Linked DNA regions of Homo sapiens: region 2 is linked to region 1. Evidence: read pairs that join two places in POLR2A ChIA-PET (ENCODE). Cell type or tissue: HepG2. All regions are shown on one strand. Region 1 overlaps SBF2 (SET binding factor 2). Region 2 overlaps SBF2 (SET binding factor 2).

Evidence for each region. ChIA-PET counts read pairs that join two places held together with the same protein. Peaks named below come from ENCODE experiments on the same cell type or tissue, not always from the same donor. Only the 100,000 strongest peaks of a DNase experiment are listed, where the experiment ranks them.
Region 2: POLR2A ChIA-PET joins it to region 1 with 7 read pairs; 3 of 35 experiments call an interaction of 5 or more read pairs at or near these places.

Annotation. Positions count from the first base shown.
Region 1 is chr11:9,928,594-9,933,593 of GRCh38, reverse strand. The region is part of intron 16 of SBF2 (SET binding factor 2); the gene reads left to right. It overlaps LOC101928008 (a long non-coding RNA gene), which reads right to left. Exons shown (of 3, transcript NR_120539.1): 3 at 4,331-4,704. Among named protein-coding and RNA genes, the nearest start is that of LINC02709, 170 kb to the right of the region's middle. In HepG2, no CTCF peak of the experiment used is centred here; a DNase peak (open chromatin) is centred at 2,503; H3K4me3 peaks cover 295 bases.
Region 2 is chr11:10,078,929-10,083,928 of GRCh38, reverse strand. All of the region lies in intron 2 of SBF2 (SET binding factor 2), which reads left to right. Among named protein-coding and RNA genes, the nearest start is that of SBF2, 210 kb to the left of the region's middle. In HepG2, no CTCF peak of the experiment used is centred here; no DNase peak of the experiment used is centred here.

The sequences.
Region 1 (5,000 bases):
CTTTATTTCTGCCTTCATTTCGTTATGTACCCAGTAGTCATTCAGGAGCACTTTGTTCAGTTTCCATGTAGTTGAGCGGTTTTGAGTGAGTTTCTTAATCTTGAGTTCTAATTTGATTGCACTGTGGTCTGAGACACAGTTTGTTGTGATTTCTGTTCTTTTACATTTGCTGAGGCATGCTTTACTTCCAATTATGTGGTCAATTTTGGAATAAGTGTGATGTGGTGCTGAGAAGAATGTATATTCTGTTGATTTGGGGTGGAGAGTTCTGTAGATGTCCATTAGGTCCACTTGGTCCAGAGCTGAGTTCAAGTCCTGGATATCCTTGTTAACCTTCTGTCTCGTTGATCTGTGTAATATAGACAGTGGGGTGTTGAAGTCTCCCATTATTATTGTGTAGGAGTCTAAGTCTCTTTGTAGGTCTCTCAGGACTTGCTTTATGAATCTGGGTGCTCCTGTATTGGGTGCATCTATATTTAGGATAGTTAGCTCTTCTTGTTGAATTGATCTGTTTACCATTATGTAATGGCCTTCTTTGTCTCTTTTGATCTTTGTTGGTTTAAAGTCTGTTTTATCAGAGACTAGGATTGAGGATTGCAACACCTGTTTTTTTTTTTTTTTTTTTTTTTTTTTTTTGCTTTTCGTTTGCTTGGTAGATCTCCCTCCATCCCTTTATTTTGAGCCTATGTGTGTCTCTTCATGTGAGATGGGTCTCCTGAATAGAGCACACCGATGGGTCTTGACTCTTTATTCAATTTGCCAGTCTGTATCTTTTAATTGGGGCATTTAGCCCATTTAAATTTAAGGTTAATATTGTTATGTGTGAATTTGATCCTATCATTATGATGCTAGCTGGTTATTTTGCCCATTAATTGATGCAGTTTCTTTGTAACATTGATGGTCTTTACAATTTGACATGTTTTTGCAGTGGCTGGTACTGGTTGTTCCTTTCCATGTTTATGCTTCCTTCAGGAGCTCTTGTAAGGCAGGCCTGGTGGTGACAAAATCTCTCAGCATTTGCTTGTCTGTAAAGGATTTTATTTCTCCTTCATTTATGAAGCTTAGTTTGGCTGGATATGAAATTCTGGGTTGAAAATTATTTTCTTTAAGAAGGATGAATATTGGCCCCCTCTCTCTTCCGGCTTGTAGGGTTTCTGCCGAGAGATCCACTGTTAGTCTGATGGGCTTCCCTTTGTGGGTAACCTGACCTTTCTCTCTGGCTGCCCGTAACATTTTTTCCTTCATTTCAACCTTGATGAATCTGACAATTCTGTGTCTTGGGGTTGCTCTTCTCGAGGAGTATCTTTGTGGTGTTCTCTGTATTTCCTGAATTTGAATGTTGGCCTGCCTTGCTAGGTTGGGGAAGTTCTCCTGGATGATATCCTGAAGAGTGTTTTCCAACTTGGTTCCATTTTCCCCATCACTTTCAGGTACACCTATCAAATGTAGATTTGGTCTTTTCACCTAGTCCCGTATTTCTTGGAGGCTTCGTTTGTTGCTTTTTACTCTTTTTTCTCTAACCTTGTCTTCTCACTTTATTTCATTAATGTGATCTTCAATCACTGATACCCTTTCTTCCAGTTGATCGAATTGGGTATTGAAGCTTGTGCATGCGTCACGAAGTTCTCGTGCCATGGTTTTCAGCTCCATCAGGTCATTTAAGGTTTTCTCTATACTGTTTGTTCTAGTTAGCCATTCGTCTAACCTTTTTTCAAGTTTTTAGCTTCCTTGCGATGGGTTTGAACATGCTCCTTTAGCTTGGAGAAGTTTGTTATTACTGACCTTCTGAAGCCTACTTCTGTCAACTCATCAAAGTCATTCTCCATCCAGCTTTGTTCCATTGCTGGGGAGGAGCTGCGATCCTTTGGAGGAGAAGAGGTGCTCTGGTTTTTAGAATTTTCAGCTTTTCTGCTCTGGTTTCTCCCCATCTTTGTGGTTTTATCTACCTTTTGTCTTTGATGTTGGTGAACTACAGATGGGGTTTTGGTGTAGATGTCCTTTTTGTTGATGTTGGTGCTATTCCTTTCTGTTGTTTAGTTTTCCTTTTAACAGTCAGGTCCCTCAGCTGCAGGTGTGTTGGAGTTTGCTGGAGGTCCACTCCAGACCCTGTTTGCCTGAGTATCACCAGTGGAGGCTGCAGAACAGCAAATATTGCAGAACAGCAAATACTGCTGCCTGATCCTTCCTCTGAAAGCTTCGTCCCAGAGGGGCACCCATCTATATCAGGTGTCTGTCGATCCCTACTGGGAGGTGTCTCCCAGTTAGACTACACAGGGGTCAGGGACCCACTTGAGGAGGCAGTCTGTCCATTCTCAGAGCTCAGCCGCCATTCTGGAAGAACCACTGCTCTCTTCAGAGCTGTCAGACAGGGACTTCTAAGTCTGCAGAAGCTGTCTGCTGCGTTTTGTTCAGCTATGCCCTGCCCACAGAGGTGGAGTCCATAGAGGCAGTAGGCCTTGCTGAGCTGCAGTGGGCTCCGCCCAGTTCGAGCTTCCTGGTTTCTTTGTTTACCTACGCAAGCTGCAGCAATGGCAGATGCCCCTCCCCCAGCCAGGCTGCCACCTCAAAGTTCAATCTCAGACTGCTGTGCTAGCTTGCAGTGAGCAAGGCTCTGTGGACATGGGACCAGCCAAGCCTGGCATGGGAGAGAATCTTCTTGTCTGCCAGTTGCTAAGACCTTGGTAAAAGTGCAGTATTTGGGTGGGAGTGTCCCGTTTTTCCAGGTGCAGTCTGTCATGGCTTCCCTTTGCTGGGAAAGGGAAATCCCCCAATCTCTTGCTCTTCGCAGGTGAGGTGACACCCCACGCTGCTTCGGCTCACCCTCCGTGGGCTGCACCCACTGTCCAACCAGTCCCAATGAGATGAAACAGGTACCTCACTTGGAAATGCAGAAATCACCCGTCTTCTGCATCGATCACGCTGGGAGCTGCAGACCAGAGCTGTTCCTGTTCAGCCATCTTGAAACGGATCTCCCCAAGTTAATAACTTTTTAACATGTATAGACACCTTTGAAACTATCACAACAATCAAAATAATGAACCAATTTATTATCCCCAAAAGTTTCTTGTACTCTTTTGTACAAGAAAAGGGATACAAAGGATACTCTCCCCTCTTCTCAACACCCTGCCTCTATACCCATTCCCAGGTGACTGCTGATCTTTTCTCTGCCACTATAGATTAGGTTGCATTTTCTACATTTTATGTGAATGGAATCAAATATGTAATTTTTTTGGTCTGGCTTCTTTTACTCAGCATCATTATTTTGATGTATGTAGTATGCATCAATAGATCATTCCTTTTTAATGGTGAATAGTACTGTTATATATTGTATAAATATTAGGTTGGTAAAAAAGTAAATGCAGTTTTGGACCATGAATTTTAAATCATTATAACTAGGCTCAAACACATTTTTTTTCACCTGTTTGTACTTTTTTTAAAATTCTTTATATTAATTTCTGAGGTACATGTCCAGGATGTGCAGGTTTGTTACATAGGTAAACGTGTGCCATGGTTGTTTGCTGCACCTGTCAACCCATCACCTAGGTATTAAGCCCAGCATGCATCAGCTCTTTTCCGTAATGCTCTCCCACCCCCACCATCCCCCAACAGGCCCCAGTAAGTATTGTTCCCCTACCTGTGTCCATGGGAGCTGAACAATGAAAACACATCTTTATTAATCAGAATAGGAACCGTTACAATCAACACATTTTTGCCAGTTAATAATAAGTTTCTTTATTCCTGTAGCATAAATGTCTGTGCTTCAAGATTCAACGAACTCTTGGAAAGCATTTTCTGCATCCTGCTGGTTGTGGAAGCATTTTCCCTGCAAAAAGTTGTTGAGATGCTTGAAGTGGTAGTCAGTTGACCAGGGGTTGGGTGCATACGGTGGATGAGGCAGCACTTTGTAGCCCAATTTGTTCAACTTTTGAAGCATTGGTTGTGTGACATGCATTGTCATGGAGAAGAATTGGGCCCTTTCTGTTGACCAATGCCAGCTGCAGGCCTTGCAGTTTTCGGTTTATCTCATCGATTTGCCAACTATACTTCTGAGATGTAATGGTTTCGCCAGGATTCAGAAAGCTGTAGTGGATCAGACTGGCAGCAGACCACCAAACAGTGACCATGACCTTTTTTGGTTGCAAGTTTGGCTTTGGGAAGCGCTTTGGAGCTGCTTCTTGGTCCTACCCCTGAGCTGGTTGTCACTGGTTGTCATATAAAATCCACTTTTTGTGGCACATCACAATCCAATTGAGAAATGTTTCCTTGTTGCATAGAGTAAGAGAAGATGACACTTCAAAACGATGGTTTTTTTTTTTTTGTTTTTTGTTTTTTTTGGTTCAGCTCATGAGGCATCCACTTATCGAGCTTTTTCACCTTTCCAGTTTGCTTCAAATGCCAAATGACCATAGAATGGTCAATGGTGAGCTCTTCGGCACCTTCTCGTGTAGTTGTAAAAGGATGAGCTTTGATGATTGCTCCCACTTGGTTGTTGTCAACTTCTAATGGCTGGTCACTACACTCCTCATCTTCCTCTTCTCCTTTGCAAAACTTCTTGAACAAGCACTGCACTGTATGTTCATTAGCAGTTCCTGGGCCAAATGCATTGTTGATGTTGCAAGTTATCTCTGCTGCTTTATGACCCGTTTTGAACTCGAACAAGAAAATTGCTTGAATTTAATTTTTATCTAACATCATTTTCATAGTCTAAAACATGAAATGAACAGCAAGTAATAAGTCATTAACAAAAGAAAAATAAAGTGAGAAATGCCCATTAAAATGATGTATAAAACATAACCACATTTATTTAAGAACGTATTCCAGTATCAAACGGCAGATTCCAACAATGCAAATACCTCAGTTACTTTTGCTTATCCATTCACATGTTAATGAATATTTGATTCATTTCCAGCTGGGGCCTGGTACAAGTAAAACTGCTCTCAACATTCATGCATAAGTCTTTGATGGACATAATGCATTCATTTATCTAGTTTAAAATAACA
Region 2 (5,000 bases), 150 kb before region 1:
GCCTCAAGCATGACTTCCAGAGATGCTGGGATTCCAGGTGTCAGCCACCATGGCCATCCATTTTTGCTTTTGTTGCATTTGCTTTTGAGGTTTTAGTAATGAATCATTTCCTTAGGTCAATGTCCAGAAGAGTTTTTCCTACGTTTTCTTCTGGTATTTTTTTATAGTTTCAGGTCTTATATTTAAGTCTTTAATCCATCTTGAATTAATTTTTGCATATGGTGAGAGATATGGGTTCTATTTTATTCTTCTCCATATGGCACTCCAATTTCCCTAGCACCATTTATTGAATAAGGTGTCCTTTCCCCATTGTATGTTTTTGTTGACTCTATCAGAAATCAATTGTCTGTAGGCATGTGGCTTTATTTAGTTCTCTGGTATGTTCCATTGATCTGTATCTATTTTTATATTAGTACAATGCTGTTTTGGTTATTATAGCCTTGTGTAATTTGAAGCCAGGTACTATGGGGCCTCCAACTTTGTTCTTTTTGCTCAGGATTTCTTTGGCTATTTCAGCTCTCCCTTGATTCCATGTGAATTTTAGGATTATTTTTTCTAATTCTGTGAAAAAATGATGTTCGTATTTGGATAGGGATTGCATTGAATCTGTAGACTGCTTTTGTCAGCATCATTGTTTTAATGATATTGATTCTTCAAATTCATGGTGTGGGATGTTCTTACATTTGTTTGTGTCATCTACAGTTTTTTTCATCAGTATCTTATAGTTGTCCTTGTAGAGATCTTTCACCTCCTTCGTTAACTGTATTCCTAGAGCTGTGTTGTTTTGGTTTTGGTAGCTATTGTAAATAGGATTGACTTCTTGATTTGGTTCTCAGTTTGGTAGTTATTGGTGTATAGAAATGGTACTGATTTTTGTATGTTGATTTGTATGCTGAAACTTTAATGAATTCATTTATCAAATACAGGAGTCTTTTGGAGGAGTCTTTAGGGTTTTCTAGGTATAAGATCATATTGTTGGCAGAGATCATTTGAATTCTTTTCCAATTTGGACGCCTTTTATTTCTTTCTCTTGCCTGGTTGCTCTGGCTGGGATTTCCAGTACTGTGTTGAATAGGAGTGGTGATAGCGAGCATCCTTATCTTGTCCCAGCTCTTAGGGGAAATATTTTCATCTTTTTCCCCCTTCAGTATGATGTTGACTGTGGGTTTGTTTTATATGGCTTTTATTACATTGAGATATGTTCCTTCTGTACCTATTTTGTTGAAGGTTTTTATTATAAAGGGATGCTGAATTTTATCAAATGATTTTTTGCATCTGTTGAGATGATCATATGGTTTTTGTTTTTAATTGTGTTTATCTAGTGAATCACATTTATTGATTTGCATATATTGAGCCATTTTTGCATCCCGGGAATAAAACCTACTTGATCATGGTGCATTATCCTTTTGACGTGCTGTTGAATTCAGTTTTCTAGTATTCCGTCAAGGATTTTTGTGTCTGTGTTCAAGAGGGATATTGATATGTAGTTTTCTTTTTTGTCGTCATTGTTGTGTATTTACTGTGCTTTGATATCAGGGTAATACTGGCATCATAGAATGAGTTAGGGAAGTTTCCGTCCACATTAATTTTTTGAACAGTTTTAGTAGGACTGGTACCAGCTATTCTTTGTATATCTGGTAGAATTTGGCTGTGAATTCTCTGGTCCTGGACTTTTTTGTTGATGGGTGAATTTTTATTACTAGTTCAATCTCACTAATTATTAGTCAATTCATAATTTCTATTTCCTTCTGGTTCAGTCTTGGGAGGTTGTGTGTTTCCAGGAACTTATCCATTTCCTTTTGGTTTTCTAGTTTGTGAATGTAGAGCTGCTCATAGTAGTCTCTGATGCTCTTTTGCATTTCTGTGGTATCAGTTGCAATGTCTCCTTTTTCTTTTCTGATTGTGTTTATTTGAATCTTCTCTCCTTTTCGTGGTTAGTCAAGTGTTCTATCAATTTTGTTTATATTTTCTAAGTATCAACTTTTTAATTTTTTGTTGATCCTTTATGTTTTATTTTTTTGGTCTCAATTTCTTTCTATTTGCTTGAATCTTTGTTATTTCTTTTGTTCTTCTAGCTTTGAGTTTGGTTTGTTCTTGGTTTTCTAGTTCCTTGAGATACAATGTCAGGTTGCTAATGTGCAATATTTCTTTTTCTTTTTTTTTTTTTTTGAGGTGGAGTCTTGCTCTGTGGGTCAGGCTGGAGTGCAGTGGCGCAATCTCAGCTCACTGTAACCTCTGCCTTCCAGGTTCAAGCGATCCTCCTGCCTCAGCCTCCCGAGTAGCTAGGACTACAGGCGCGTGTCACCACGCCTGGCTAATTTTTTGTAATTTTAGTAGAGATGGGGTTTCACCATGTTAGCCAGGATGGTCTCGATCTCCTGACCTCAGACGATCTATCCGTCTCAGCCTCCCAAAGTGCTGGGATTACAGGTGTGAGCTACCGTGCCCAGCCATTTCTTTAAATGGAGGTATTTAATGTTATAAATTTCCCTCTTAGCACTGCTTTTGCTGTATCCCAGAGGTTTTTGATATGTTGTGTCTCCATTTTCATTCTTTTCAATTTTTGTTGTAAATTTCTGCCTTAATTTCATTGTTGACCCATAGATCATTCAGGAGCATATTCTTTAATTTCTATGTGTTTGTATGGTTTTGAAAGTTCCTCTTGGAATTGATTTCTGGTTTTATTCCACTGTGGTCCAAGAAGATACTTGGTATGATTTTGAGATTTTTTTAAAATTTATTGAGACTTTTTTTGTGACCTAATATAGTTACTGTCTTGGAGAATGTTCCATCTGTTGATATATTCCTTGTATAGAATGTTCTGTAAATGTCTATAGGTCCACTTGGTCTAAAGTCCACTTTAATTTTCTGTCATGATACTCTGCGTAGTGCTGTCAGTGGTGTGCTGACATCCCCCACTAGTATTGTATTGCTATCTATATTTTTCTCTTAGGTTTAGTAATACTTGTTTTATGAATCTGGGTGCTGCAGTGTTGGGTCCATATATATTTAGGATTGTTATATTTTCTTGGTGAATTGATTGCTTTATTATTACATAAAGACTTCCTTTTTTTTACTACTGTTGATGTAAAGTCTGTTTTGTCTGATATAAGTATAGCTATTTCTGCTTGCGTTTGATTTTTGTTTGCATGGAATATGTTTTTTTACCCCTTTACCTTCAGTCTGTACATGTCTTTATGAGTAAGGCAAATTTCTCATAAGCAGAATATAGTTGGATCTGTTTTTAAATTCATTCCACGAATCTGTATCTTTTAAGTAGAGCATTTAATCAATTTATGTTAAAGAGTAATATTGATATGTAAGGTTTTTGTTTCTATCATAATGTTTCTATCTACTTGCCTTTGGGATTCTTTTTTTTTTCTCTGTCTTTTTAGGTTTAGTAGGGTTTTGTCACATTGCCATATGATTTATGTGTCTTTCTCATAAGTGTAATTGTTTTATAAGACCTGTGAGTTTTATACTTTTGTGTTTTGTTAGGATGGAGAGTGTCAACCTTTTGTTTCCATGTTAAAAACTTCTTTGAGTTTTTTTGATAGGACCGGTCTAGTGGTGATGAATTCCATCAGCATTTCCTTGTCTAGGAAAGACTTTATTACTCCTTTACTTATTCTAGCAGGATATAAAATTTGGGGTTTACTTTTTTTTTTTTTTTTTTTTTTGAGACAGAGTTTCGCTCTTATTTTCCAGGCTGGAGTGCAGTGGTGTGACCTCGGCTCACTGCAACCTCTGCCTCCCGGGTTCAAGCAATTCTCCTGCCTCAGCCTTCCAAGTAGCTGAGACTACAGGCACACACTACCAGGCCTGGCTAATTTTTGTGTTTTTAGTAGAGACAGGGTTTCACCATGTTGGCCAGGCTGGTCTCAAACTCCTGACCTCAGGTGATCCACCCTGCTCAGCCTCCTAAAGTGCAGGGATTACAGGCATGAGCCATCGTGCCTGTCCCACATTTTTTTTTCTTTAAGCACTTTGAAAATAGAATCTCAATCTCTCTGGCTTGTAAGGTTTCTGCTGAGAAGTCTACTGTTAGTCTCTTGGGATTTCCTTGATAGGTCACTAGATGCTTTACTCTTGCTGATTTTAGAATTTTTTTTCCCCTCTTAATGTTAACCATAGGCATTCTGATGACTATGTCATGGTGAGTTCTTTCTTGCAATGTAATTTCCGGAGTTCATGGAGCCTCTTGTATTTGAATATCTGGATCTTCTGCTAGAATAAGGTAGTTTTCCATAATTATTTCCTCAAATCAGGTGTCCAAACTTTTTTATTTCTCAGGAGTACCTATGATTTGTAGGTTCAGTCTTGTTTTTATAGTTCCATACTTCTCAAATGCTTTGTTTGTTTATTAAATCCTTTTTTAAAAAACTTTTGTCTAACTGGATTAATTTGAAAGACCTGTCTTCAGTTTCTGAGATTCTTTCTTCCATTTGGTCTAGTCTGTTGTCAGAACTTTCAACTGTATTATGGAATTTCTTCAATAAATTTTTCATTTCCAAAAGTTTGGTTTGGCTTTATAGATAAATAGGGGGATGTAGATATCTTTGGTGAATTTCTCAGTCATATCCTGTAAATGTAGATACTGATGTAGTTGTATGTATCTTTGCAGATTTCTCAATTATATCCTGAATTTATTTTCTAATTTCTTTGCATTAGTTTTCTGGTTTCTCTTGTACATTGTTGTGAGATTTCTTTTTTGTTAGGCTCCATCGCTATAGAATTACGGCGTTTCTTTGAGATGTCATAGCATCTTGTGTTTTTTTAAATATTTCCAGTATTATTGCACTGATACATTTGCATATGGGGTAACAGTCGCTTCTTCTTATTTTTGAATTCACTTTTACTGAAAGGTAACTTTTTTTCTTCTTCAGGATGCATCTGTGGTGTATGTTGAGTAGGGTTCTCTGGCTTTGCTTATGGGTGCATTTGGTGGCATAGACTATGTATGATTTTCTTGGTTATAAATAGCCTCAGTTTGGTGGATT